Regions from separate parts of the Homo sapiens genome. Here region 2 is linked to region 1. A link is a loop called in an ENCODE intact Hi-C map of the cell type or tissue named here. Cell type or tissue: HCT116. All regions are shown on one strand. Links, peaks and the distances in the headings refer to the core of each region. The heading gives the core; the rest is flanking DNA.

Region 1 (15,656 bases), core at 2,858-10,857:
GCGTGATGAATGTTCCCAGCCTGTGTGGCACGGACCACACGGAGCGCCGCGGCCGCATCTACATCCAGGCCCACATCGACAGGGACGTCCTCATTGTCCTCGGTAGGTGGCCCTGGGGCTCCACTGGCTCCTGACCTTGCTTGACCTGTGTGATTGAGAAGGGGAGGGTGGCGGAGGGGTGGGGCAGTCCAGTGGAGGGGTGGGGCAGTCCAGGGACGGGGAGGGGGTGTGGCACTGCTTCTGCCCCATGCCCTGCCCATGACAGCCCCTCCCTGCAGCAGGGGGATCTTTAGAAACTGTACACCCTCAAAGCTTCGTCCATCAGCACCCCAGGCTGACTTGGGTTCAGAGAGGAGACGTCTGAGTTCCTTGGACTTCTAACTTCCTCAGGATCCTCCACTTCCCTTCTCTCCTTCTCATTTCCCACTCTTTTTTAGTAATCTTTTGGGATGGGTAGTTGCATTTCCTTTACTCAGATAGCAGAGAAGGGAAGCTTGCTTCTTCCGCAAACTTTTCCAGCAGGAAAAATGGAGTCTTGATGATAAACCCCAGATTTGGAGAATATAATATCTTGGGAAGGAGGAGGGTTGGAGGGTGCAATTCAGGGGCTTTCCACATATTTGAAATATTTCTTTCTTGAACCTGATGGTGGCTATGCTGTAATTTTATTATTCTCTATATTTTCTGCATGTCTAAAATATTTCATGATAATTAGAAAGCAGGATGGTACAGTCTCCTGGGAGATGCAGTGAGAGGAGGAGCTGCTGGTGGTGGTGGTGGTGGTGGTGGTGGGGCTGTCACTCATGTATCCCAGCATTCAAGACATACCTGGCTCTGATATGGGAAGTTCAAGCAAAATTGGAACTCAGCAGCACTGGCTTGAGGAATACTCAGCCATAAGCCCCGGTATAACCAGCACTGAGCTGGCTGGGAGTGGAGCTAAAACTTTGCAGGAATTTCTTCTCAAAGGCTAGTGACAAACTACTGTGGACTTTATATATCTAATGAATATAAATAAGGGTTTATGAGTTGGTAACTCAGGAAATTGATCATGGAAGAGATTAATTTTGCAAAAATTAGTGTTTCTGAGGCCTCAGACTGGTTCAGTAGCTCTGATGCATTGAGCCCTGGGTTGCGGAGGGGCTTTACGTAGATTGTGTAAAAGCTGAAAAATACTTATCCCTGTACAATATAATTCTTTTAAACTTGAGATTTCGTGAAGCCCAGTGAGATTTTAGAAAATGTGCAATCCATTGCATTATGTTTTCCTCCAAGTGGTCGCCTGCCTCCCAGTGTGATGCTTGGGGGCCCCAGGGGAAATCCCGCAGTTTCAGGTTCAAGGGAAGCCAGTTTTCCCCACTGATTGAGGTTCCCGATGCTGGTGAGACAAATATGAGACTCTGCTTCCCTCTGGTGTCATTCTGTGGGAAATACACTCGTTCCAAAGCATGACTGCGGGCAGCCAACATTTATGGGCCGCATGGGATGTGCAGTGCTCTAAACCTTACGTGTTATCTCTTTCCACCTTCACAACATTGTGAAATCTCTATTATTCTTGTTTGAGAGGGAGACTCCATCTGTTGCCCAGGCTGGAGTGTGGTGGCGCCATCTTAGCTCACTGGAACCTCCACCTCCCGGGTTCAAGCGATTCTCCTGCCTCAGCCTCCTGAGTAGCTGGGATTACAGGCGCCCACCACCACGCCTGGCTAATATTTGTATTTTTAGTAGAGACAGGGTTTCACCACGTTGGCCAGGCTGGTCTAGAACTCCTGACCTCAAGTGATCCGCCCATCTCGGCCTCCCAAAGTGCTGGGATTACAGGTGTGAGCCACTGCGCCCAACCTTCTATTATTCTTGTTTTATGAACAAAGAAGCCACGGCTCAGAGAAGTTATATTCCAAGAGCTCACACCATTTGCAATAATAATAAAACAATAGCTAAGATGTGTTTAGTTTTTAAAATGTGTTAATCATTGTGAAAAGCACTTACAGGCAGTATCTGATTTACATTGTTTCAACAACTCAAATGAGTTAAGTTATCATTCTACCCATCAGAAAACACATTTCCTCACCTAGGTCTGTTTGACTCAAAAGTACTATATAGTAGGTTACTTTTTTGTTTAGTTTAGTTTCGTTTCGTTTCTCTATGCCCTCCACCGTATTTATTCCTTTTGTGGTTTGGCTAGGGCACCTCCTATGGGCATTCCTTAGGGAGTCTTTGTTCTGATGTGGTACAGTACAATATTTCTTCAAGTTCAAGGTCAAAGTCTTCCCCCTTAATCATAGATATGCTGTGAACTTTGAGAACCTGGATCACAAGCCCCCGCTTCTCAGGACACACTGATAGGAGGTGTATCCATTTGCTGTGGCTGCCATAACAAAATACCACAAACTGGGTGGCTTAAGACAAGACGTTTAAAAAAAAAAAAAAAGAAACGAAAAGAAAAAGAAAAAAACAATAGGCCAGGCACAGTGGCTCATGCCTATAATCCCAGCGCTTTGGAAGACCGAGGTGGGTGGATCACTTGAACTCAGGAGTCAGCCTGGGCAACATGTCGAAACATCATCTCTACTAAAAATACAAAAAATTAGCCAAGTGTGGTGGTGCACGACTGTAATCCCAGCTACTTGGGAGGCTGAGGCAGGAGGATCACTTGAGCCTGGGAGGTGGAGGTTGCAGTGAGCTGAGATTGCACCACTGCACTCCAGCCTGGGTGACAGAGCAAGACTCCGTCTCATAAAACAAAAACAAGAAAAACAAACAAACAAAAAAGGCCAGGTGTGGTGGCTCACACCTGTAATCCCAGCACTTTGGGAGGCTAAGACAGGAGGATTGCTTGAGACTAGGCGTTCAAGACCAGCCTGGCCAACATAGTGAGACCCTGGCATATTGTAGGATTTCATTTCTTTGGGATGTTCAGAGCAGGCAAATGTATAAAGAAGTTTAATAGCACTTTGTGCTTTTCCAAATACTTTGATATCACACCATTCGGGAAAGGGCACGTTGTTGCCATCATGGAAGGGAAAACGAAGTCTCAGCAAGGCTGAACACCCTGACCAATGTCACATGCTGAGCAGGGGTGAGCACCTGGGCCTCTGGCCCCATGTCACAATGCCCTGCAATTGCCCATACACCATGCTGGGCACAGCCTGTACTCAGCATGGGCTTGTTGATTGATGGATGATAGAAGAGAGCCCTGATGCTGTGGCCGAGTTCTCTAAAAATAGAGCCAAGATGGGGATTTTGTTCCAGTGATTTATTGGGCTGCTCATGGGAAAAGAGAAGTGAAGGAACCATGCTTCCTTCCTCAGGCAGGGAAAAAGCTTGGCGAGAGTGTGGTCTCCGTGGAAGTCTTCTTCAGCCTGGTATCTGGTGGAATTTTGTACCAAACACTGTAGCACAGTCAGTCCCATCTTGAGGCAAGGGGGCTGTTCTGTCGTGTTCCAGGTCAGTCAGTGCTGTGGGATGACTTGTGTCTCCCCCAGATTTGTATCTTAAAGCCTCACCCCCAGTGTGGTGGTATTTGGAGCTATGGGACCTTTGGGTGGTAATTAGGGTTAGATGAGGTTGTGAGGGTGGGGCCCTCATAATGGGATTTGTGGATTTCTAAGAGGAAGAAGAAAGAGAGATCATTCTGTCTCCACCAAAGGAAGGATACAGCAAGAAGGTGGCCGTCTGCAAGCCAGGAAGTGAGTCCTTACCAGGAATTGAAGCTGCTGGTACCTCGATCTTGGACTTCCCAGCCCCCAGAACTGTGAAGAAATAAATGTCTTTTTTTCTTTTTTTCTTTTTATTTTGTTTTAGATGGAGTCTTGCTCTGTCACCCAGGCTGGAGTGCAGTGGCATGATCTCTGCTCACTGCAACCTCTGCCTCTCATGTTCAAGCGATTCTCCGGTCTCAGCCTCCCGAGTGGCTAGGATTACAGGCACGTGCCACCATGCCCAGCTGATTTTTTTTATTTTTAGTAGAGACGGAGTTTCACCATGTTAGCCAGGATGGTCTCAATCTCCTGACCTCAAGTGATCCGCCCGCCTTGGCCTCCCAAAGTGTTGGGATTACAGGCGTGAGCCACTGTGCCGGCCTAAATGTCTGTTGTTTAAGCCACCCAGTCCATGGTATTCTGTTATGACAGCCTGAGCTGGCTGATATAGTCAGTTACTGCTGTAGGCTGCTGGGGATGGAGGTGGGAAGGTAGAGTAACTTCCCAGGTGAGGAGGCTTCTGTGCAGTTGAGGACAGTTATCTGGACATAGGGGTAACTGTGAGCCATTAACAGCCATCATACACAGCACCCAGGGGATGGGTGCATTGGCCAGCATGGAGGGGAGCTGGGCAGGGTCCAACAGCATCTGGCACACTCAAGTTTCCCTTGGTCTCCTGACTGTCTTCCTGGTTTCATTGCTGGGACTCCAGCCCCCTCCTCCTTGGTCTTGGCAAGACAGATCAGAGAGGAGCGAGCACTAAAGGTTGTGCGGGGTCCTTCCCAGCAGTGCCAGGCCAGAAGTGGCCTTGTGGTGTTTGTGGAATGGCCCCACCTCATCCAGACCCAAGAAGCATGGTCAGTATTAGGATTTTCCACTGACCATCAGCCCAGGACACTGCCGTTTGCCCTGAGTGTCATATGTTCTTTGGAAATCTCAGCATCTCTAGAGGTCAAAGGTTTTCTAACTTGCCTGGCTACTGAAATTGAGCTCATATATCTGTTCTTAGTGTTTTGGCAGGTCAAGATGAGAATAAATCTGATCAGTTCTCCTCCTTTTAAAAACCCATCAATGGTTTCCCATTGTCTTTATAACAGACTAAATCTAACATGGCGATCTCATTCTTTATTCACTGTCTCCTCCCCCTTTCTTTTAATCCTTGGTCCTCTGCAGACTGCCACACACCATAAGACATCTGTGCGTTCTGTTTAGAATGTTTGCCATTGCCATCTTCTCTTTTTCTAGCAATTAACTCTTCCTCTCGATCTCGGTTCATTTTTACCATCTAATAAGCTTCCTCCAACTTCCCCCTTTCGTAGACACTCATGGTAACCTGAGCTTGGCCTTGTGAAAGGGGTGATTTTATGTTGGATTTGATTAATGTCTGCATCTCATCACAAGGCATTAGCTCCATGAGGGCGGGACTGTGTCTTGCCACTCTACTCCCAGCACCTAGCAAGGTGGGCATCACTAAATATTTATGGGCTCAATGGCTGTATGTATGAATGAGAAACCCCTGGAGGATCCTGATAGATAGATATAAGGCTTTCACTGATGGTCCCCAGATCAGTGCCTCCTAAAGTCAGGAAATGAAGGTCAACGGATTGTCCAATTTATACCATTATTCTCATGGGAGGTAGAACATGCAGAAAATCTTAAGTACCAGGTCCAACGTCAACAGCAAATGTTACTGGGACTGAGACCCGCTTGTTGGAGTCATGACCACCCTTGTTCCCTGGACAATGTAGAAAAGACATGGAGCAGTGGGATTTGTAGTATCCCAGGAAACCGTATTGACATCATGATGCCCATAGGTGTCATGAGATCAGGCAATACAATGTCCAGATCAGAGTTGTAAAATGCTCCCAAGGTTTGTGAAGCCTGCGTGTTCATACATGCAACAATAATTTTTTTTGTGTGTGTGTGACAGAGTCTTGCTGTCACCCAGGCTGGAGTGCAGTGGTGCAATCTCAGCTCACTGCAACCTCCCCCTCCCAGGTTCAAGCCATTCTCCTGCCTCAGCCTCCCGAGTAGCTGCGACTACAGGCGCATGCCACCATGGCCGGCTAATTTTTTTTTGTATTTTTGGTAGAGATGGAGTTTCACTGTGTTAGCCAGGATGGTCTCGATCTCCTGACCTCATGATTTGCCCACCTCAGCCTCCCAAAGGGCTGGGATTACAGGCGTGAGCCACCGCACCCAGCTAACAATATCTTATTCAATGCTTTTTCAATTCAGTATCTACCTATCAACATAACAACTGACATCTATTATTTATACTCCCATCTACATTACAGCCACCTCCAAATGCTTAGCCATGTCCATCCTCATATCTATCTCCCAAAAGTTGGGAGTGTTCTTAAAGAAAGCAGAAAGAACCTTTTTTTTTTTAAATGTTTCTCTTTGGAACTCCCATTCTATATTCTTACCATTATATTGTGTTATACAGAAACTTTTTAGACTGAAACATCTCCCTGACAGCCTTAGGTACTCCCAATATTGTGATATTTAAATCCTTCTTAAGATCTGACATCCACACATCAAAAGAAAAAGAGTACCAAAGAGGCTGAGTGTGGTGGCTCACGTCGGTAATCCCAGCATTTTGGGAGGCTGAGGCGGCTGTATCACCTACAGTCAGGAGTTCAAGACCAACGTGACAAAACCCTGTCTCTACTAAAAATACAAAAATTAGCCAGGTGTGGTGGTGGATGCCTGTAATCCCAGCTACTCAGGAGGCTGAGACAGGAGAATCGCTTGGACCCAGGAGGCAGAGGTTGCAGTGAGCTGAGATTGCATCACAGCACTCCAGCCTGGGTAACAGAGTGAGACTCCATCTTGGAAAAAAAAAAAAAAAAGAATTGGGAAGAAAAAGGGCAATGTAAACAAGAAAAAAAAATCCAGATAGCTTAATATTTATTTTTGTTTAACTTTTATTTGAACTTTGGTGGGGGGGTACGTGTGCAGGTTTGTTATATAGGTAAACTTGTGTCATGGGGGTTTGTGTAATATTGCCCAGCCATGCGTCAATTGCAGACAGAAAATTATTATAAACTAGGCCGCGAGGGCCCACTAGGGGGCAGTCTCTGCCTTCAAAGCCATTCCTCCTCGGAGGCTCTCTCAGGAGATGCCCCAATTTGTGAAACCACAGTACTGTCATTGCTCATAATGGAAGGTGCAGCAGAGACCAGCTACGCTCACTGAGGTCCAGAGAAAGGTTACTTCTTCAGGTCACACACAGATAGGGCCCAGTTCTGGTAGATCTCCCTTCCCTTTTACATTATTGGTTTGTAATTTTTTCCCAAGTCTTTATTTTGAACTAAGTTGAAAGAATTTTACAGCAAACACTCATTTATCCACCACCTATATTCTGTCGTTAACGTTTCCACACTTGCTTAATCACATTTCCAACTATCTCGCTCTCCATCCATCAATCTGTCTTATTTTTGACACATTTCAAAGTAAACTGCAGACACCAATTCGATTTCCCCCAAACACTTCAGCATGCCCAACATCAATAGAATTCAAAATTTACTTGTAGGGTTTCTTTTTTTTTTTTAACTTTTGAGGTGAAATGTACATACAATGATACATACAAAATTTTTTTTTTTTTTGAGACAGTCTCACTTTGTCACCCAAGCTGGAGTGTAGTGGCGTAATCACGGCTTACTGCAGCCTCGACCTCCCAGGCTCAATTGATTCTCCCACCTCAGCCTACAAAGTAGCTGGGACTACAGGCATGAGCCACCACACTCAGCTAATTTTTGTAGTTTTGTAGAGATGGGGTTTTGCCATGTTGCCTAGGCTGGTCTTGAACTCCATGGTTCAAGCAATCCTCCCACTTTGGCCTCCCAAAGCGCTGGGATTATAGATGTGAGCCACTGTGCCCGGTGATGTCTTAAGTGTACAATGGCTGAGTTTTGACAAATGCATATGACTGTCATTCTAACCCTTATCAAATTAATTCTCTTTTTTGATGTCACAGCTGCTGTTGAGGATCCAAGGGAAGGTATGAACCAGAGAAATGCCTTTATGTCCCCACACACTGCACTCATACTCATGAGCTCTGGCTATTGGGATGTCTATTATACCTAAAATCCCTTAGATGACATGAAACTTAATAGTTGTTCAATTTTTTTTGTTTGTTTTTTGAGGAGTTATAATGCAGTAAAGTAGAAACTTTGAAAATTGGAAATTCTTGTTTACAATTTTTTGTTATGTATTCATTGAAGAGCAAAATGCCTTTAAAAACTCAATACACCTGCTTTATTTTGCTTTTTTTTTAGTATTGTTGTAATGAAGAAGTTCAGTTAAATCATATCTGTCTATGGAACATCTATCATCTTTCTCAGTGTATTACTGATAGTTGTCTGCACACCCCATGAGGCCAGGGGAAGGGTCTCTTGCCCATCCTTCCTTCAAAGCCTATCAGCTTGTTAGGTTGAGGTGAGTGTCTCAGGCACTGAAGTTTTGGGATACTGGACCTAAGGAGATGTAGGGAAGCTGACGTCTTGCTATTCAGTGTTCCTTCTCTTCTTCCCTGGTCATTTAAGTCTCATGAGAATTATCAAGGCCAGGCCAGCGTCTGAGGCCTTCAGGATGTGCTGGGCGCGGTCATTGCTCCCAAATGTCTAGGGAATTGCATTGAAGTGGGCACTGCTGGGACCTGCAGGGCTGTGACTTGTGACTGCCTTTGGGGACAGTGGTCCAGCAATGTCTATTAAAATATGTATACATATGAACATTTTGACTCTCACGTTTTCCTTTAGGGAATCTATTCTCTTAAAATGAAACACCAGCGTGCAAAGAAATAAAATCTAGAACAAGCATGTTTATTGATGTTTTCTTTGAGATGCAAAGAAAACATCAGCCTAATGAAGGGGTACCCATTTTATGTGATACTAGGTAGTTGTTGAAAGCATTGAATTAGGCCAGGCGCGGTGGCTCACACCTGTAATCCCAGCACTTTGGGAGGCTGAGGAGGGTGGATCACTTGAGGCCAGGAGTTCCAAACCAGTCTGGCCAACATGGTGAAACCCCGTCTCTACTAAAAAAAATCCAAAAAATTAGCTGGGTATGGTGGTGCATGCCTGTAATCCCACCTGCTCTGGAGGGTGAGACACGAGAATCACTTGAACCCTGCAGGTGGAGTTTGCAGTGAACAGAGATCAGGTCATTCATGCACTACAGCCTGGGTGATAGAGTAAGACTCTGTCTCAAAAAAAAGAAAAGAAAAGACTGAATTAAAATGAGAAAATGAGTATAATTTTTGACATGGGAACTGGTTACACAGGTGAATTTCCTTTGTGAGAATTCAAGCTGTAAGATTATGATTTATACACTTTTCTATAGGTATATTATACTTCCTATACTTTTATTATTTAAAAGTTTGTGATAAAAATTCTAAATAACTAAAAACAAAACACCAATGGGTTAGAGCTACAGATATTGGTGTAAAGCAGAGGTTGCCAAACTGGCCTGCTGCCTGTTTTTATAAATAAAGTTTTATTGGAACACAGCCACATCCATTCATTTATATATTATCTATGGCTGCTCTTGTGATACAATGGCAGAGTTCACTGCGTAGTTGTGACAAAGCTTGTACAATCTGCAAAATGTAAAATATTTGTTCTCTGGCCTTTACTGAAAACATTTGGCAGTCCTTGAACTAGAGGAACATCTATGGTTAAGTGAAAGGGTTAGGTTGCGTAAAAATATATTTAGTATGATCTCATTTTGAAGAAATAAGCAACAGCAACAGACACCTCCTATGTGTGAAGTTTTGTCTGTATATTTTATAACCTGTGTGTGAAGAAAGGTGTGGAAGGATACCAACCAGGTTGTAAACACTGGGATCGCAGCAGGATTGGGAGTGAAGAGGCTGTGGCGGTGAGGGGGATTGTGTTGTGTCTCTGTAGTTTTCATTACGTTTCACAGGTTGATTGCAATACATATCATTTCCGCAATTTTTGAAAAATAAAAACAGAAAAATCTCCAAATAGGAAAAATGAACAGAAATAAATTGTCTCAACAACAATAGCAGAAAAAAAAAATGAATGGATAATGCCCCAAATGATGGGGTGTTGGTTGCTTGAGGAGGGTTGTTGGGTGGTTCTCAGCTTGAGCAGAGCTGGGCCCAGGCCCTGTCTGGGTATTTTTGAGTTTTTATTGTCACTAGCTTCCATCTTGTGTAGCATCTGCCTTGTGAGCTGGGCCTGTTCTCCGAGTTTCATGGTGTTTGATGTTTTTTGCCTTCTTTCAGCAAGGTCGCTGGCATCATCCTTGCTGAGTCGCATATGTTCTGGGAACCACCTCCTCTTCTCTGTGCCTCTCGCCTGGCAGGTCTACGCTAAACTGCCCCCTGCCCTCCCAGGCCCACCCCACCTCCAAGTCTGAGTTCTTTGACTTAAACTTCAATCCTGTTTCCCATGGGCTGTGGCTTCCCAACCCTCAGTTTCAGTTGAAGCTAATTTTTTTTTCCAGAAATCACTGTGGGCCCTGGCTGCTCTGGGTGTGGTCTGGGGACCAGCTGCATCCCATCGGCATTACCTGGGAGCTCGTTAGCAATTCGGGATCTCAGCTTCCCCTCCAGGCCTGCTGAATCAGAATCTGCAATTTAACAACATCCCCTGGGGATGCACTGTAACATTCGAGCAGCCCTGCTGCAGAGGATCGCAGTGAGACGGGAAGAATGTGTCTTTTCCACTAGATGGCAGGCCTTACCTGCGCTTGGCTCCTGCGCAGACCACCACAGGTGGATGTGCCAGGGGTGATGTGAACCTCCAGCCCCGCGTTGGCCATGGCATCTTACCAGTCATGAAGCTCGGGTGTCAGTCCCGCCAGGGCTGGAATCCTCTTTCATTGGTGACCTGCACCTACCTGCATGTCCTGGCCTGGTGCAGCATGAGCTTCTGGCTTGAGCCATTTGTGTAAAGTGACCCAGAGCCTTTCTTTCTTCCCTGCTTTGCCTTTGTCCTCTACCACCTGGAAGGTGAAGGCATGTCTCTGGGGAGCTTCCTAGTCATTAGCCTCTGTGTTGCTTTTCTGGATGGCTTGCTGCACGTCTCTGCTAATTTTAGGCCAATGTGGTCTATGATTACAAAGGTTTTGCATGGGCTTTGGAGTCAGGCCTGGGTTTGAATCCTGCCTTTCCCACTCCTCCAACAAGTATTTGTTGGGGGCCTCCCATGTGCTGGGCACTGCTTACAGGCAAGGCCCCTGTGCTCATGGCCTCTGCCTTCTTTCTAATGATGGGAGATGAAGAGGAAGCAAACAAAACACTTTGAGAAAACAAGGAACACTATCAAGGAAATAAAATAAAGCGGCATGATGTGATAGAGGGTGGCCAGTGGGCTGAGTGTGATTAGCAGGGATAATGGCATTTAGTTGAGACCTCAGGGACCAGCAGGAGGGAGCCAGCTTGCTGAAAATTCCAGGGAAGAGTATACCAGGCAGAGGGAGCGGCAGAGGCAGAGGCCAGAGGGAAGAGTGAAGCAGCAGGCTTGTGAGTGACAGGAACTGACAGCCAGTGGGTGTGACTGGAGCCTCGGGATGGGGAGGGGTGGGTGACGCTGGAGGAAAGGCAGGGACAGCCAGTTAGGCTTTGTGAGCCCCATGGTGGGCTTGGTTTCTTTCTAAGTGCATGGAAATTTAGATCCCAGGAGTATCTGAAGGACATCATGCAAGGTCAGTGTGTTTAGGCCCCAAAACCACCCAGTGGGGGCAGTCATTTTGTTTTTCTCATTTTACAAAGGAGAAAACAGAGCCTTGAAAAATCTGAGCCTGGTGTGGTAGCATGTGGCTATGGTCCCAGTTACTCAGGAGGCTGAAGCAGGATCATCAGTTGAGGCCACAAGTTTGAGACCAGCCTCAGCAACACAGTGAGAAAAAAAGTCTTAAAAATTAGCTGGGTAGGCAGGGTGCGGTGGCTCATGCCTGTAATCCCAGCACTTGGGGAGTCTGAGGTGGGTGGATCACAAGGTCAGGCGTTCGAGACCAGCCTGGTCAACATAGTGAAACCTCATCTCTACTAAAAATACAAAAAAAAAATTAGCTGGGCGTGGTGGTGCGTGTCTGCAGTCCCAACTGCTCAGGAGGCTGAGGCAGGAGAATCGCTTGAACCCGGGAGGCAGAAGTTGCAGTGAGCTGAGATTGTGCCACCGCACTCCAGCCTGGGTGACAGAGTGAGACTCCATCTCAAAAAATAAATAAATAAAATAAAATAAAATAAAATACAAATTAGCTGGACATGGAGGCATGCACCTGTAGTCCCAGCTACTTGGGAGGCTGAGGCGGGAAGATGACTTGAGCCCAGGAGTTGGTGGCTGCGGTGAGCTATGATCTCGCTACTGCACTCTAGGCTGGGCGACAGAGCGAGACCCTGTCTCTCCTTCTAAAAAAAAAAAAAAGAATTTGAGCACCCGCCTCTAGTCCCTAAGGCAGTGCATGGAGGAGGCTGGATTTGTACCCTGGGTCCATCTGTCTGGCAGGTTCTAACACATTAAGTCAGATGTTGGAAAGATACAGTTTAAGACTATGAGACATTGGAACATAAGAAACACCCACCATACCAGTGGGGAGAGGAAGGAGATGCTTCAGCACTGGTAGTTCTCATAGTCTTATCTTTCAGTGGCTTTAGGGCACAGGTTGGGACTAGTTTAGCCTTAAGGTCTTGGAGAAGACCTGCTTTTCATTTGCCTGTTGCCCCAGCACTGTGGGGTCAGAATCTTTCTTGTGATCAGAGTTTAGAGAAGGGAGGGAGCAGTGGGCTGGAGGCATTCCAGGTAGCCCTGGAGAAGGCAGGAGAGGCATAAGTTAGAAGGGTGAGGGAAGGGAGGAGGGCCAGTGGCTGACGCTTACTGAGCCCTTGCTGTGAACCCAGCACAGTGCTAGCCATCGTGGGGCACAAAAGCCTGTGCAAGATGCAGTCGCAGCTCCTGAGCAGCCTCGCTGTCTGGTTGGGTTCCATCTGCTTTACCACTACCAACAAAACCAAGGGACGGACACCTCTTACTGATAGTAACCACCAGGCACTGGGCGAAGCACGTTGCTCAGCCATGTCGTATAATCCTATCAACAACCTGTAGTCCCAGCTACTTGGGTGGGAGAGAGTTACTGAGGGCATCTCCATTTTACAGATGGGGAAACTGAGACACAGAGAAAGAGGTTAAATAACTTGCCCAAGCCACACAACTAGGAAGATGTGGAGCTGGGACTTGAATCTAACTATGCCATTCCAGATAATTAGGCTCTTGGACACCGTCTTATCCTGGCACTAAGTACATCAGTGGAGTGATGATGATACATGATATTAGTAGCAGCCACTTTTACTTCTTTCTTTTCTTTTCTTTCTTTTTTTTTTTTTTATAACAGAGTCTCACTCTGTCGCCAGGCTGGAGTGCAGTGGCACAATCTCAGCTCACTGCAACCTCCGCCTCCCTGGTTCCAGCGATTCTCCTGCCTCAGCCTTCCAAGTAGCTGGGACTACAGGCATGCGCCACCATGCCCAGCTAATTTTTTTGTATTTTTAGTAGAGACAGGGTTTCACCATGTTGGTCAGGCTGCCTGACCTCAAATGATCTGCCCACCTCGGCCCCCCAAAGTGCTGGGATTACAGGTGTGAGTCACCGTGCCCAGCCACAGCCACCTTTTCTAAAACCCTTCCAAATGCCTGGCTTTTGCTAGGAACTCTACAAGCGTTCCTTCAGGTAATCCTCCTAACAACTTTTGCTATTACCCGTAGTCCTTCTCTCCATTATATGGTGAGGAAACTGAGACTTTGCTTCATATGACTCCATTTTCCCCAACACTTCCTGCTAGCCTGTTTTGCTCCTTTGGGAGTATGAGAGTCAGTGTTTGCTGGACTGTGAGGCTGAAGATGATAACATTTCTTCAAATTGGCCTGTTTTTTTTTTTTTTTTTTTTTTTTTTTTTTGCAGAAAGACAGATTTCACTGGCCAAGATCTGCCCAAGAGGCTGAATAAATTCCTAGGTTGTGAGAAGCAGGTGGATGGAGAAGACTTTCTCTCCAAACCTCCCTGTGTTAGGACCAGGGAATGGGTTATGTGAATCTGGCAACCCTGTCCCACCCTGGACCTGCACCCTTTACCACTACCCTGGCACATCCGGGACCTGCACCCTTTACCACTACCCTGGCACATCCGGGACCTGCACCCTTAACCACTACCCTGGCACATCCGGGACCTGCACCTTAACCACTACCCTGGCACACCCGGGACCTGCACCCTTAACCACTACCCTGGCACATCCAGGACCTGCAACCTTAACCACTAACCTGGCACATCCAGGACCTGCACCGTTAACCACTAACCTGGCACAACCAGGACATGTGCCCTTAACTATTACCCTGGCACAACCGGGACATGCACCCTTAACCACTACCCTGGCACATCTGGGACATGCACGCTTAACCACTACTCTAGCATCATCCGGGACCTGCACCCTTAACTACTACCCTGGTCTGCCTCCTTGAGTGGCCCAGGGAACATCTAGAAGCTGAGAGAAAGAGAGGGATAAAACCAAGTTCACAGCAGTATCCTAAGAAAGTGTTCTCACTTAAAAATGCAAAGATGCTCACAGAGTGTTCAGGTTACACTGGAAAACTCCAGAAACAAAGTGGTTTGTGTACATGGGAGGAAGCAGAATCAACTTCCCACCTTAGCATTGTGGGTGCTTAGCCCACGCCTGTGTATCGCTCAGGGAATCAGAGTCACTATAAGCATCATGGAATAAGGGATTTACTGTACACGTTAGACCTTATACAAGCTTGGAGATGCTGGAGACGGGAAGATCTGGAGGGGTGAATTGAGAATCAGAGGAAGAGCAGTGGTGCAGGTGGACAAGTAGGAGTTGGTAGGGGATCCAAGAAGCCAAGCACGTTGAGCTGCTGACATAGATATTGATGAATTTCATGAAGCTTTTACAGGCACTGGTTTCACCCTTGGGTAACTCAGTACAGGTATGTTGACAGCCTTCCACTAATTCAAAGATGGTTCATAGGTGTCCCAGAATCTTTTAATTCCCAAGTGAGGCAGCCCCAACTCCTTCAGCCATTTACTTTCTAATCCTTAATCCACAGCCCACAACCTCAAACACATGATAGGGCCGAGTATGCCATCATTGATGTCAACCCGGAACTCTTCCTAGACAACACTCCAGTTGGAGTAGCTTCCTTATAAAGCAGGGTGCCCAGAGTGAAAGAGAATCCACCTGTGTTGCCGAGGAGCGAAGGATTGTCACTTTCCTTATTCTAGATCAGCTGTTTTCAAACCTTTCGGCTTCCAGCCCATCTAGGTTTTATGTAACACACACACACACACACACACACACTGCACAAACAAGCACAAACTCACAAACACACACACATTGCACAAACAAGCACACACTCACAACCAAAACCAAACTGCCATTAATGCTTACCTCTACTTATGCTCACCACACACTCTGATACATTCTCCTCTCTTTTGTGGCCCTCTTTTCTGTTCATTTCCATTCTATTTCCTTTAAGAAACCCTTTAAGGAAAATGCTCTTACTCTGCAAATTGATTTCACTAACAATTGGCAAATGTGTCATGACCCGCCGCTTGAAAAACACTGTCCTAGACAACAAAATTCTCTTTCTGCATCCTGAGATGATACTACTCTTTTGGGGGGTCTGGGGGTACCACCAGCCACATTGCACTGTTGACTTATCTTGGGTTTATGATCAGTTAAAGCTCTCTTGTCTATCACATCGGGTGCTGCTAGCCTGCAGGCCCCACATCCTTGTGCAAGATTTTTTTTTTTTTTGAGACTCCAGGATGAAACCTGATGCATTTCATCTTGTAGGGTTTGGCCTTTTGCTCCACGGCCAGGCTGAGAGCTTTTGGGTCTTCCTGTTCTTGTGCCGAGTGTCTTCCGGACATCACCTTCCTCACACCATTCTCTGTGCTACTTGTT
Region 2 (15,656 bases), core at 4,723-12,722, 370 kb after region 1:
TTTATGGTATATGAATTCTATCTCAATAAAGCTGTTATTTAAAAAAAAAAATTCATCTCCTGGAAAGGAGAGAGAGTGGGGTACTAAACTAAGTACTAAAGGGCTTGAAATGAGTAATGAGGTTTAAAATCGATGGCAGTGGGTGTGTAATAGGATTGCTAAGTGGTGATGAGTCCCTGTCTGAGATATAGTACCACAAAATTATAATGGCACCCATCTGCATGGTTGGGAGCATTTCACACCTGTGCCTTCCAGTTTATAGGTCACAAGCTCAGAGATCCCAGGCATTAGAGAAGGACCCCCCCCATCATGGGTACCATACCTGGCAGTCTTTAACAGAAAGAGCTGAGGAATACCTGCTTCTCCTTCCTGCCCACATCCAAAACACCCTGGTCTTCACGCCCAACCAGAAGAAAACTGAAGACTTGGCTCACTATTTCTCAAGTAGAATTTCTGGAACAAAAATATCTACTAAACCTGCTGCCTAAGCGTCAGGCAGGGGAAAGAATAAAAAGAAAAAAGAAAAGGAAGGCATTTTTCCTAGTAATTAAATCTGAATTATTCACAACCTGTTAGACACTTTTTTTCCCTCTGCTACAGAAGCATGCATTCTCATTTCTCCCCTAAGTCCTAAATGCCTTTGCAATCGAAGTTGAATTTTTGGCTGACAGCCTTCACTTTATAAGTAGAGCCAGGGTCCCAGGCCACACCTTCACCTGAGTCATCGACAGACCCATTCTCCAGCTCAACCCCTGAGCTGTTCAAAGGGGCTAGCTTTACCTAATGCTTTCATCATTACCCCTCGATTAATTCCCCCAAGTCTTGTGTATTATGAAAGTTCCTTCAAGTGTTGCAGGTGGCCTAGTTTCAACTAACAGAGGCAAAGTGGGGAATTTATTGACCAAGGTAACTAAAATTTGGGAAGCCTAGGATGCAGCTGCTTTTAGGGACAATAAAACGAGGAACCAAGGTGCTCTTGCTTAGTAAAAGACACCTCCATCCCTCCCCCTTCTCCTCAACACATGCCACTCCCTGTTGGGTGATACTTTTCTTTTTCTCAGACCTGTTTTCTCCATGAAGCTGCAAGCATGGCAACAAATGGTGGCCAAGCTCACATCTCCTCCCATAGTTCTAATCCAGAAAGTCCCCAGGAAAGCTCTGATTTTCTTAGCTCAGGTCATATGCCCTGTAGCCAAAGAAACAGGGCATGTTGTGGTTGGCAATCCCCATTAAAATAATATTATTGGAATGGGAGCAGTAGTGCCCCTAATGAAGGGAGTTGATGTTTCCAGTCAGAAGGGAGGCCAGGGCAAGCAAGGGTGCAGATGGTCATATCCATGGGAGCCAAATTTCTGCAGCCTGGTGGGAAAAGCTTAGGATCTGGACCCAGAACTCCCAGGTTTGGACACATCTATATCAGCAAGCAACGTGATCTTGGGCTCAGTTTCTTTGTCTATAAAATGGGCATAATCATTCAAGGGAGTAGAGAAAAATCTCCATCTCTTGATAGAAAGAGCTGCAAAGTATCATGGCTGATTTTGAAATCTACCATAGTCAGAAACAGCCAGAAGGGTGTGCATCAGGTTATTGGTGGACAAACTGCGTAGGAGGGCAAAGAAGAGTATTCCATGAGAGTTAGGGCTGAGACTGGGAGTGGGAAGAGGTGACCAGGGAGATCTGGAGTAACTGACCTCTAAGGTGCATGGGAGAATGAATAGGAATTGACCAGATGAAAGAAGAGAGGAGAATGTTCTAGGCAGAGGTAACAGCATACAGAGCAATGTAAAATTGAGGGAAGCAGAGGGGACTCAGGAGCTAAAAGTACTTTAATGTGGCCATTGCATGGAATGCAAAAGGGGCACAGGATGGCAACACCTGGGCTTGGGAGACAAGTGGTAATTCACCCAGCAAGTGGCTCTTTCAAGTCATGCTAAACAATTAGGGGTCAACCCTAAAAGCAACAGGGAGTTGCAGACAGTTGTATGCAGGGAAGGAGCATGACCAAATGTGCAATTTATGCAAATGGGATACTACTGTACACCCATTGGAATACCTAGAATTATAAACACAGACGATAGTGAGTTTTGGCAAGGATGTGGAGCAACTGGAACTCTCTCTCATACGCTGCTGGTAGAGATGCAAAATAGCAGCGCCATTTTGCAAAACAATTTGGCAGTTCTTTATAAAGTTAAACATACACTTATCACATGACCCAGCAATCCCACTGCTATATATTTACCAAAGGGAATGAAAATGTGTGTTCACACAAAAACCTGTACACAAATATTTGTAGTAGATCTGTTTATAATAACCAAAAACTAGAAATGACCCAAATGTCCTTCAACTGGCAAAAATGGCTAAATGAGCTGTGGATTATCCACACAATGGAATACTAATCAGCAGCAAGAAGGACCAAATGACTGATACACAAAATAACTTGAATGAATACCAAATGCAATATGCTAAGTGCAAGAAGCCAGAGAGTCTACATACTGTATATGATTCCATTTATAGGACAATCTGGAAAAGGCAAACCAATAGGGACAGAAAATACATCAGTGGTTGCCAGGAATTATGAGTGGGAATAGAAGTTGATGAAAACCTGATGGCATGATTGAATTTGGTTGGGGTGAGGGGGTGATGAATGGCTCTGTATCCTGATTTTGGTCATGGTTTCATGACTAGATGCATTTGTCAAAATTCATAGACCTGTACAACCAGAAGAGTAAATATTGTTGCATGTCATTTTCCTTTTTCTTTTTTGTTTTTGAGACGGAGTCTTGCTCTGTCGCCCAGTCTGCAGTGCAGTGGCGTGATCTCGGCTCACTGCAAGCTCTGCCTCCCAGGTTCACGCCATTCTCCTGCCTCAGCCTCCTGAGTAGCTGGGACCACAGGCGCCCGCCACCACGCCTGGCTAGTTTTTTGTATTTTTAGGAGAGATGGGGTTTCATCGTGTTAGCCAGGATGGTCTCGATCTCCTGACCTTGTGATCCACCCGCCTCAGCCTCCCAAAGTGCTAGGATTACAGGCATGAGCCACCGCGCCCGGCCTGTTGCATGTCATTTTCAAAAAGTGAAATTTTAATAATTGCATATTGAGCGGGTCACTCTAGTTGCAGCAAACAGACTAGAGAGGGTCATGGCCAGACTGAGAGAAGCCATTTGGGAGATTGCAGTAGGCATCTAAGTTCATGGTGGTGTACTGAAATAGAAAAGTGGCAGTAGGAATGGAGAGAAATGGACTCATCCAAGCAATATTTAGAACGAGGGGGATCCATAGGATTTGGTAACTGAATAAGGATAATAAGGGGAGTGTGGGCTAGAGGGACAGAAAGCCAAGGAGACAAAAGATTTGGGGGACTAGTGAGGGTGTCATGGGAGGGATAGGCTATGGAATCCAGTTAGGAAGGAAGTCACTTGGGAAAGACTGATGGACAGGAAAGGCAAACAGGTCAAACAGCACTATTGGGATGAGTTTGGTAGAAGAGTCAGCAGGACGGAGGATGTCATCAAAATAGGCCATTAGAGTTTGAGCTTTCAGAGCTAGGACAAGGCACAAGAGAGAAGATGGCCATAGCTAACATTTTTAATGGTGCCTTCCATGATGTAGTGAGATCCTTGAGTGGGGAGGATGATTTCTAGTACTGCTTTGTAATCTTCTCCTAGGTGTTCAGCACCTAGCTTGGAGGTTCTCTACCTTGGTTACATCCCCTGACCCAGCTCCACCCAGAACAAATATGTCCAAATCTCTGTGGATGGGAACTAGGTGGCAATACTTCTTAAAGTTCCCTAGGTGATTCCAACAGGATTGGAAACCCAGTTGGCAACCCAAAGTTGCAGCCAAGGTTGAGAATCACCAATATAAACCATTGCTGATCACAGTGGTTCTCCACCTTACCTGCTTATTAGAATCGTGGGGAGATTTTAAAACATACTAATGCCTGGGCCTCACCCCTGGAGATTTGCATCAATTGGTCTGCAGTGGGGCCCTTAAATTGATATTTTTGAAAGCTCTCTAGGCAGTATTAATATGCAGCCAGGGTTGACAATCACCAGCCTAGCCGACAGAAGGCATTTCAACAAATGCTAGTGGTGATTTCAATCAGTCTTTCCATCCCCGCTCTCCCTTCTGAGTCACAGACCTATCAACTTAATGACCTGCTGTACACATCCTTCTATGTGTTAGGAGACCCCCCAAGAGGTCTCAAACTCAATATATCTAAGGTTAAACTCAATCTCCGTAAGGCCCTGGCAGGCCAAGGAGGGATTTGGGCCTCCCAATGGGACAGAGGTTCCAGGAGCTGGACCCCTGTTTTGAAACTAAAGTATGCAGTCTAAAGCAACTCCATCTTGGATGCTAATTTGCCAGGTTGACTTGTGATTAGCCCCACTTCTGGGAATGCCTCTGTATTAGTCTGCTTTGCATTGCTATAAAGGAATACTTGAGACTGGGTAACTTATAAAGAAAAGAGATTTATTTTGGCTCACATTTCTGCAGGCTGTGTAGGAAGCATGGTATTAACATCTGCTTCTGGCAAGGGTCTCAGGAAGCTTACAATTATGGCGGAAGGTAAAGGGGAAGCAGGCTTGTAACGTGGTGAGAGAGGAATTAAGAGAAAGAGGAGAGCCTTCTTAAAGAGGCTTCTTTAAACAAACAGCTCTTACATGAACTAATAGAGCAAAAACTCACTCATTACCAAGGCCAACACCAAATCATTTATGAGGAATCCACCTCCATAACCTAAACACCTCCCACCAGGACCATCTCCAACACTGGAGGTCACATTTCAACATGAGATTTGGAGGGGACACATATCCAAACCATATCAGCCCCTAAGATCTCTACTTTATCTACTGTTAGCATGTACTTACAGCAAACCCTGCCCTTAGGTCAAAACAACCTTAATGTTATGATAAACATATGCTTGCCATAAATCCTGCCTTTTGGCAAATTTCCTGTGGTATATAAGCTCTGGGTCTGAGTGTAATGGTACAGGATCCACCAACTCATCTCACAGCCATCCAAGACATGGCTCCTGTTTATTAAAAGTCCCTATTAAATGTTTCTTTCTCAAAAACTAGATTTGTCATCCTCTTTCTTTGGCCTTTCAGCTTCCTCAGCTTTTATGGGTAGGTTTGTACAGACCTACTCACCGTGAAACATAAAGCTATCCTGTGGCCATAAGCAGAGAACAAGGGATAGCTAAAGTAAGTTTTGGAGGTGGTGGTGGACTCATAACTCAAGATTCAAAGAACCAAAGAATGAAACCCAGTAGGAGTCAGAGGATCTTGGGCTGACAGGCAAAGAAGCAGGAACATGGTCTCAAGTCAAAAATTTTCAGCCTCATCACATTGACACAGAACGGCTCTTGGCTAAACCCCACCCTCGAGCCTGGAAACTTGGCCCTAAGTGAAAACAGCCCACTCCATTTTTTTGCTCAAATGATTGCCTTTTTGGCCTACCATGCCCCTATCCTGTGCCCATAAAAAGGCTTCAGTTGGCAGAGCAACAGAAGCAACCAATGCAAGCGGTCAGGGATGCAAGCCACTGAATGTCAGGGATACATGCAGCTGAGTGTCGGCGGCTACGGATAGACTCAGCTAACTTCAGCCAGTGCAGTTCCAGGGAAAGATTTTCTTCCCACACCATCCCCTTTCTAATTCCCCATCCTACTGAGAGCCATTTTAATTGCCCAATAAAATCCTCTGCATACACTACCCTTCAAATAGATCATGTGACCTGATTCTTCCTGGACACTGAACAACTTGGGTGCCAAGAAGAGCAGGTGCAGGAGGCTGTCACCCTGACCCTTCACTGAGCCGTTAACACTTAGCCATCCATGGACTGCAGGCTGAGTGAAACGAGCCCCTCCAGTTTCTGCCCACAAGGGGGTCAAGGTCAAGGGAACAATCCCGTCTCAGTATCACAGACGCTTCATAAGAGCTCAATAAACACTTACCGAAAGACATGGATGAACCTGGTTCCAGGATCCAGAAGGGCCTGAAAGCATCAGCGTGCAGAGGATAATAGACTACATGAAAAAGTTAGTGGCATTTGCTCACCTGGAGGTCTCAATTTTTTTTTTTTTTTTGAGTCAGAACCTCGCTCTGTGGCCCAGGCTGGAGTGCAGTGGTGCGATCTTCAGCTCACTGCAACCTCCGCCTCCCAGGTTCAAGCAATTCTCCCACCTCCTCCTCCTGAGTAGCTGGGATTACAGGTGCCCACCACCATACCCAGCTAATTTTTGTATTTTTAGTAGAGACAAGATTTCACCATATTGGCCAGGTTGGTCTCTTGGCCAGGCTGGTCTCGAACTCCTGACCTCATGATCCGCCCACCTTGGCCTCCCAAACTGCTGGGATTACAGGCGTAAGCCACTGTGCCTGGCCTGGGTTCTCGATTTTTGTGTGCAAAAGAATCTTCTGAGGATTCTTCAGCCATACTGGCTTCCTTCTCTTCCCAGGTCAGGGCTGCTGTATTTGCTGTTCCATCTGCCAGGAGCACTTTTCCCCACAATATTCAGCAAGGCTGACTCTAAGTCACCTCACTCTAAAGACTTCCTTTAGGTCTTTACATGTATGCTCAAATGTCATATTCATACCTCTTTCCCCCATTTTTGGCTTTATTTTTCTGCCTAGTGCTTATTACTAGCTAATATACTATATATTTTTACTTAAATATTTTGTCTATTAGGGGTTTCCTTACTGGCTATAATCTTGGCTCCCTGCAACCTCAGCCTCCCAAGTTTAAGAGATTCTTGTGCCTCAGTCTCCTGAGTAGCTAGGATTACAGCTGCATGCCACCAGGCATGGCTATTTTTTTTTTTTTTTTGAGACAGAGTCTCGCTGTGTCACCCAGGCTGGAGTGCAGTGGCGCAATCTTGGCTCACTGCAAGCTCCACCTCGCAGGTTCACGCCATTCTCCTGCCTCACCCTCCCAAGTAGCTGGGACTACAGGCGCCCACCACCAAGCCTGGCTAATTTTTATTTTATTATTTTTTTTTGTAGTAGAGACAGGGTTTCACCATGTTAGCCAGAATGGTCTCAATCTCCTGACCTCATGATCCGCCCGCTTTGGCCTCCCAAAGTGCTGGGATTACAGGCGTAAACCACCGCGCCTGGCCTAGGCATGGCTATTTTTAGCAGAGATGGAGTTTCACCATGTTGGCCAGGCTGGTCTCAAACTCCTGACCTCAGATGATCCACCCACCTCGGCCTCCCAAAGTGCTGGGATTACAGGCATGAGCCACCGCGCCTGGCCATCATTAACTATAATCTCCGTGCAAACAGAGATTGTATTAGATCATTCTCGCACTGCTATGAAGAACTACCTGAGAGTGGGTAACTTAAAAAGGAAAGAGATTTCAGTGGCTCACAGTTCTGCAGGCTGTACAGGAAGCATAGCGGCTTCTGGGGAGGCCTCAGGAAACTTTCCTTTTTTTTTTTTTTTTTGAGACAGAGTCTCGCTCTGTCGCCCAGACTGGAGTGCAGTGGCACAATCTCGGCTCACTGCAAGCCCTGCCTCCTGAGTTCACGCCATTCTTCTGCCTCAGCCTCCCAAGTAGCTGGGACTACAGGCGCCCACGAGCACACCTGGCTAATTTTTTGTATTTTTAGTAGAGATGGGGTTTCACCGTGTTAGCCAGGATGGTCTCAATCTCCTGACCTCGTGATCCGCCCGCCTCGGCCTCCCAAAGTGCTGAGATTACAGGCATGAGCCACCGCGCCTGGCAGGAAACTTTCAATCATGGCAGAAGGCAAAGGGGAAGCAGGCATGTCTCATATGACTGGAGCAGGAGAAAGAGGAGAGAGGAGGGAGGTGCTACACACTTTTAAACAACCAGATCTCGTGATAACTTAATCACTCACTATTTGCCACAACAATGCCAAAGCAGGGTGGCAACGATGATCCATCACTTTCCACCAGGCCCCAATTCCAACATTGGGGATTACAATTTGACATGAGATTTGGGCAGGGACACAGATCCAAACCATATCAGGGATCATTGTCTGTTTTGTTCCCTGGCACATCCAGAGCCTAGAACAGTGCCTGACAAACAGCAGGCACTCAATAAGTGAATGAATGGGGCAGTTAAAATTGCAGACTCTCCCTGGGTAAGGTCCAGTAATGTACATGTTGCCTGGGTGGTTCTAAAGGAGATCGTTGGAGGCCCGACGTAATGAAACATTTCTTAGAGAATGCTTTGCTTGGAGTGAACATCTCTCTAATGCAATTCTCTTGACATCCAGCAGAGAGCAGGAGGCTGAGGACTCAGGGGCGCAGGATGCCAGTCATCATTACCTGTTTCTTTCCTGCACCAAGATGCATCTCACATTGGGTGATTTGGCACAGAGAAATGAGTGTGCACAGGAGGCAGGAATTCTGGGTGGCCAGCTCCTGGGAGGATGTCTCTCTATAACAAACTATTAATAACTGCACTTTGGGGCAAAGTCCCAGGTGGAAGAAGCACAGTTCCCGCCATAGGAGAGGACCTTCGCAAAGTGGGAATCTCAGCTTGACAGGAAGTTGAGGTGGCATTACTGCGCAGCACTCCTTTTGGCCAAAGCCTTCTTGGGCAGCCAGAGTCAGTGGTGCTAGAAAATGTTTAACAGGTGTCTCTGAGGGGGAAAAAGGCACGCATGTAGTTACATATGTATGTTTATTACGAACTGTATTGATATCAAGAATGTGTAGCAAGGCAGGCACAGTGGCTCATGCCTGTAATCACAGAACTTTGGGAGGCTGAAGCAGGAAGATTACTTGAGGCCAGGAGTTTAAGACAAGCCTCGGCAACATAGGGAGAACCCATCCCCACCAAAAATTTAAAAATTGGCCAAGTGTCATGTTGCATGCCTGTACTCCCAGCTACTTGGGAGGCTGAGGTGGGAGGATCCCTTGAGCCAGGGGTTGGAGTCTTCAGTGAGCCGTAATGGTGCCACCGCATGCCAGCCTGGGCAACAGAGCAAGACCCTGTCTCAAAAAAAAAAAAAAAGAAAAGAATGTGTATCACACACTTTAAAAATAACTATAAAGCATGAAAATGCTCTTCATCTTAAATTACGCATAGCCGCTGAATTCTTACAGAATGCTTTTGTTGAATTTTGCTGAACTCTTGTATATGTAGTTAATATGATTACAATTCAGTCATGATTTGACAATGCTTTCTGCCATTCACAACATAACCACTACAGACAAAACACACATTGACATTTCTTCTGCATTATTAAAGTTTTCTCTATCACTTTCTAAAGTCTAGACATCTAATAAAAAAAGAGAGAAATGGTCAATCAGTTCTTGCTTTGATTGAGACTCAAAGTGTTATCTGATTACCATGGTGTAAATATTCAACTGTGGCTGATTTTAAGCTACACCAATATGTTGTCACTGAATGGTGACCTGCAAGTTGGGAACAGATGCTCAGTAGCACCCCATTATATAGTATTGCCACAAAATTTATGTAGATATATACTAAATATATCATATATGTTATAGAGAGAGATACATAGACATCTTTATATGTATGTATTTATGGACTTCAAGAGTATAGTTAATAGGCTGGGTGTGGTGGCTTACACCTGTAATCCCAGCATTTTGGGAGGCTGAGCAGGTGGATCACCTGAGGTTGAGAGTTCAAGACCAGCCTGACCAACATGGATAAACCCTTTCTCTACTAAAAACACAAAGTTAGCTGGGAGTGATGGTGCATGCCTGTAATCCCAGCTACTCAGGAGGCTGAGGCAAGAGAATCGCTTGAACCCGGGAGGCAGAGGTTGAGGTGAGCTGAGATAGTGCCACTGCACTCCAGTCTGGGCAATAGGAACAAAACTCCATCTCAAAAAAAAAAAAAGTATAGATAATAGTACAACAAAATTATTAGGAAGCAATTCAATTATTTATTACCTTTCAAAATATAATTTAGTTAATTATAAGTTTATAAAATTTGATTTTTAATAATGGCTGTGTTTAATAGCCAGCTTTCAAAAACCCTGGAAATTTAACAATCATCCCTATAAGCCAGCCCCAGCACACCACTGGACAGATCCCAGCACTGGGAAGGAACTCAGTCACACACTGGGAGGCTTCAAGTTTCGCTTAACTGTAGGACTGAGGCAGGCTCACCCGGAAGCAGATGAGGAGCCAGGGTGCGGGTCTGGGGGTGGGCAAATGGTATTAGTCTTCAATACCCATGCTCCTCCTTACATGCCACTTCTCACCCAGATTGGGATGTTTCTAAAGCCTAGGTGATGGCCATGAAGTTAGGGACCCCAAGAGTGTGTTTAACATCAATAAACAGGCAAAGGAGGGGGATTTTACTCTACAAGCGATATAGAGTAAAATCTCCAGGTGACGTGGAAGGAACACTCACTAAAATTATTCCATACCCAAGAGACCCCAGGCCAATGAAACCTGAATCTTTAGGGATAGAGCCTGGTGATTTTTTTTTTCCAAGCCCCCAGGTGGCTTTTTTGGGTTTTTTTGTTTGTTTGTTTGTTTGTTTTTGTTTGTTTGTTTTTTGAAATGGAGTTTCGCTCTTGTTGCCCAGGCTGGAGTGCAATGGTGCGATCTCGGCTCACCGCAACCTCTGCCTCCCGGGTTCAAGTAATTCTCCTGCCTCAGCCTCCCGAGTAGCTGAGATTACAGGCATGCGCCACCACGCCCAGCTAATTTTGTGTTTTTAGTAGAGATGGGGCTTCTCCATGTTGGTCAGGTTGGTCTCAAACTCCCAAGCTTAGGTGATCACCCTCCTCGGCCTCCCAGAGAGCTGGGATTACAGGCGGGAGCCACGGCGCCCAGCCTTCTAGGTGGTTTTAATGTGCAGTCTGGGCTGAGAATCTCTGCTCTGAGGATGGAAGAAAGAACCCAAGTTCCAGCCAGTGAATACACCTGGAGGGTTGCCCCACCTCACCCCCACCTCCCATTGTATTTAAAATACAAAAGTAAAAAGAGAGCTTTAATTGCTCTGGAGGAACAAAGGATTAAACTGATAAAAGAAATTCATAGTGTAAAAGTGAGTAGTGCCATGTCTAAGGAATTTTATGTCTCAAGTGTTGTGTGGTTTGAACCTCCATTATTATATTAAACCCTCTCTGTAGGGCCTAAGTGGACACTGTAACTGAGCACCATTGAGATGGTTATGAATTCAGGGAGGATCCTGGGTCCAGGAAGACTGTGGCCTTGGAGTTAATTTATACACATCCTTTTGACTTTTTCAGCAGCTTTTGGGGCTAGTGTCAAGGAAACATTCTTTTTTTTTTTTTTAAAGACAGAGTCTCGGCCCGGGCTCCGTGGCTCATGCCCGTAATCCCAGCACTTTGGGAGGCCGAGGCAGGTGGATCACCTGAGGTCGAGAGTTTGAGACCAGCCTGACCAACATGGAGAAACCCCATCTCTACTGAAAATACAAAATTAGCCAGGCATGGTGGTGCATGCCTATAATCCCAGCTACTCGGGAGGCTGAGGCAGGAGAATCGCTTGAACCCAGGAGGCAGAGGTTGCGGTGAGCTGAGATCGCACCATTGCACTCCAGCCTGGGCAACAAGAGGGAAACTCTGTCTCAAAAAAAAAAAAAAAAAAAAAAAGACAGAGTCTCGCTGTGTCACTCAGGCTGGAGTGCAGTGGTACAATCATAGCTCACTGCAGCCTTGAACTCCTGGGTTCCAGTGATCCTTCCACCTCAGCCTCTCCAGTAGCTGGGACCACAGGCGCTTGCCATCATGCCCAGCTAATTTTTAAATTTTTTGTAGAGCTGGGATCTCACCATGTTGCCCAGGTTGATCTTGAACTCCTAGGCTCAAGCAATCCTCCAACCATGGCCTCCCAAAGTGCTGGGATTATAAGCATGAGCCACCGCATCCAGCCAAGACATTTTTAAAGCCTCCATGTTCAGGATGATGGCCATGGCCATAGAAGTTGAAATCTGCTAAGGAGTGTGTCACAGTTCATCTGCTGAATCAAAAAATATTTTTTAATTTAGAAAATGAAAATCAAAGGCTCCACGTTAAAACCAGTGATCACTTTTCATTGTCCATAGACAATGAAAATAGTGGGACTAAACTGTAATGACTAAAGCCACAGGTAGGATTTTCTTTCCTGATGGTGACTACAACACCACTGTCATTAGTTGGCCACATCACATTTGTGAAACCAAATTCAGTTTAAAGGAGAACAAACTATGGAGGGGATGTTTGTATTGTAAGTGCCACCAACCAACACCCTCACCCAGTCCCATCTCCAGGGCACAGACATACACATGCACACAGACACACACAGCCTAAGAGGAACAGTTTTGTGCACCAAGGTAGTACACAAGGTGCATCAGGGTAGTACAGCTCTTGCGTGTTGTGGGGTGGTGTTTTTGCATGAAGAAGAAAAAGGCAAGAAGTTCCCGCAGCATTCTCTTGGTATTTGTCTTTTCTCTTAGGATTCTTATTTATGGAGCCCAATCTTGGTTTAGTTCTCTCTGATCCCAGACCACTGGCAGGGTAGGAACGGGTCCAAGCCTTCTCCTAAGTAGAGGACCAAGGGGGATCCAGAGTAGGATATACAAGAAGGAGGCCTGAGGTGGGTTATGTAGGTTTTACCAACTTGAGGCAAGTGACGTGCTCTGCATTCACATGAACATCAGCTGACTCAACAAGGGGGTGACATTGGAGTCTGCTGTCAGCAATAAAGGATTCCCCTGGTGGCCGGGTGCAGTGGCTCACGCCTGTGATCCCAACACTTCGGGAGGCCGAGGCAGGCGGATCATCTGAGCTCAGGAGTTTGAGACCAGCCTGGGCAACATGGTGAAACTCCATCTCTACTAAAAATACAAAATAATTAGCTGGGCATGCACCTGTAATCCCAGCTACTCAGGAGGCTAAGGCAGGAGAATCGCTTGAACCCGGGAGGAAGAGGTTGCAGTCAGCTAAGATTGTGCCATGCACTCCAGCCTGCGTGACAGAGCAAGAATCTGTCTAAAAAAAAAAAAAAGAATTCCTCTGGCATTTTCATTTTCCTCTGAACCTAGAGGGACTGAGTGAGGCTAATCAAGCAGGATATTCAAGAATTTAGGTGGAGGTTCATTGCTCAGCTTTTTCTTAATCTCCTCCCTATATATAAGACCAACAGAGTTATGGAATTGAACTGGGGTCCGCTCGCCTGGTGCAGTCACATCCACACCCAGGTTTGCAGCAGGAGAAAGGAGGATGTTTATTTGCAGGGCCCCAAGCAAGAAGAATCAAGCAGCTCTCAAAGTCCTGACCTCCCTACTGGCTTGCAAGTAAGGGTTTCGTTTCTGTTTTTGTTTTTGTTTTTGAGACAGAGTCTTGCTCTGTCACCCAGGTTAGAGTGCAGTGGCGTGCCCTCGGCTCACTGCAGCATCTGCCTCCTGGGTTCAAGTGATTCTCCTGCCTCAGCCTCCTGAGTAGCTGGGATTACAGGTGTGCACCACCATACGTGGCTAATTTTTGTATTTTTAGTAGAGATGAAGTTTCACCATGTTGGCCAGGCTGATCTCGAACTCCTGACCTTAGGTGATCTGCCCGCCTTGGCCTCCCAAAGTGCTGGGATTATAGGTGTGAGCCACTGTGCCCAGCCAAGTAAGGGTTTTTAAAGGCAGGGGTACATTTCAGGAAAGCAGAAATTGTAGGCAAATCATAAATTAACATATGAAGGTTACGCATAGGTTTGGCCTAAAAGGGTGGGATATCTTGGCTTACACGTCATAGGCAGATTCAAAGATTTTCTGATTAGTAATTGGTTAAGGAAGAGAGGCTTGGTTTAAATTCTGAAGTCAGCGAAAGAGAATGTTGGCTCTGGCTCATAGGCATGACCTCCTCCAGGCCCCTCAGGAAGAACTTTAGAATAAAGAATGATGATCAGAGTTCAGTCCTTGCTTCTCCCTTCTCTGAGGTCTATGTGCCAGCAGATCCATTCAGTGGGGGTCTGGGTTTTTGAAAAACAATCCAGGAATTCAGGACTTGATGTTATATTTAGTGAAACCAAACATCCTGTGATTCTAAATTCCTTGGCTATTGTTTTAAGCTACTATTGCAATTGCCTGATGAGTTCTTCCTGCCTGCTGCACAGACAAAACCAATTCACTGAGACCATGACATTACAGACAAAAATAAAAATAAAAAATAAAAAAGGAGTTTAATTGACACACAGCTGGCCCACACAGGAGAGCTGGAGTTATCACTCAAACCAGTCTCACCAAAAATTCAGAGGCTAGGGTTTTTTAAAGACAGTTTGGCAGGTGGGGGCTAGGGAATGGGTGCTACTGATTGGTTGGGGATGCAATCATACGCCTGTGGAAAACAGTTCTCTTATGCAGAGTCTGCTTCTGGGCTGGGGCCACAGGACCGGTTGAATCATGAATAGCGGGTCTGGATGGAGTCAGCCAGTAGTCAGAAATGCAAAACTCTGAAAAGATGTCTCAAAAGGCCAATCTTAGGTTCTAAGTTTCACTAAAAGTCATGGCAAAAAACTGCAATTACTTTTGCACCAACCTAATACAATAGTAATGTCATTTACAAGAGTAACTGGGAAGTTACAAATCTTGTGACCTCCAGAATGGCTGGTTACTATTTAACTATGCCTACATCTTAGCAGAATTTAGGCCCCTCTCATAATCCTAACCTTGTGGGCTTTCATTAGTTTGGTGGTTTAGTTTGGGGAAGGGCCATTACCATCCTTGCTTGAAGGTTAAACTATAAACTAAATTTCCTCCAAAGTTAACTTAACCCATGCCCAGGAATGATCAAGGGCAGTTTGGAGGTGAAAGGCAAGATAGAATTAATAGGTCATATCTCTTTCACTGTCATAATTTTCTCACTGTTATAATGTTGGCAAAAACGGCTTCACTATTACCTTCTTGCTTCTCAAGTTGGTTGCTTTTTTTTGTTTTTGCTTTTGTTTTGAGACAGAGTTTTGCTCTTGTTGCCCAGGCTGGAGTGCAATGGCGTGATCTCAGCTCACCACAACCTCTGACTCCTGGGTTCAAGCGATTCTCCTGCCTCAGCCTCCCAAGTAGCTGGGATTACAGGCATGCGCCACCACACCCTGCTAATTTGTATTTTTAGTAGGGAGGGGGTTTCTCCATGTTGGTCAGGCTGGTCTTGAACTCCCAACCTCAGGTGATCTGCCCACCTCAGCCTCTCAAAGTGCTAGGATTACAGGCATGAGCCACCGCACCTGGCCTATCAAGTTGTTTATTTCGTTCTCAGGGCAAGCTGGGCTCTTAGAATTTCCGCTGATGGAACTCAAGATTTTCCTTTATTTCCATGCTTGGCAGGGAGCAGGGTGGGTGTGTCTGCAGGCATCCAAGAGGGACCCCTGCTTCATCTCAACAGGTATCAGTGGCCTTATATGCCTTTAGCATGGAGATGTAACCACAGAAGCATCCCAAACTGGCCCTACTCTGTTGATAACAGAACATTCACTGTCAGGTTACCTTTTATGTCTAAGAGAACCAAAATTCAAGTCATGTAGCCCAGGCATGCAATAGAAAATGTATTGACCTCTAACAATACCCAAAACCAATGTTTCCTCCCTGCAGAACCAAGAAGATAGACATGTCCAGAGCCCAGGAGAAGAACCTGAATGCTGGAACCCTTTCAGAAGAAAAGGTTCCTCTGAGCCCTTCTCAGAAGGGGTCTGTTGGCCAGGAAAAT

Evidence for each region. A loop is a pair of places that touch in the nucleus more often than their neighbours do. Peaks named below come from ENCODE experiments on the same cell type or tissue, not always from the same donor. Only the 100,000 strongest peaks of a DNase experiment are listed, where the experiment ranks them.
Region 2: it touches region 1 in a loop (4-fold over the local background); 2 of 110 quality-filtered maps call a loop at or near these places.

What each region holds. Positions count from the first base shown.
Region 1 is chr16:24,035,446-24,051,101 of GRCh38, forward strand. It overlaps PRKCB (protein kinase C beta), which reads left to right. Exons shown (of 17, transcript NM_002738.7): 5 at 1-102. Among named protein-coding and RNA genes, the nearest start is that of MIR1273H, 160 kb to the right of the region's middle. In HCT116, for the core only: CTCF peaks have their summits at 6,782 (motif pointing right) and 10,408 (motif pointing right); a DNase peak (open chromatin) is centred at 6,796.
Region 2 is chr16:24,400,990-24,416,645 of GRCh38, forward strand. No RefSeq gene overlaps it. Among named protein-coding and RNA genes, the nearest start is that of RBBP6, 130 kb to the right of the region's middle. In HCT116, for the core only: a CTCF peak has its summit at 8,261; a DNase peak (open chromatin) is centred at 8,232.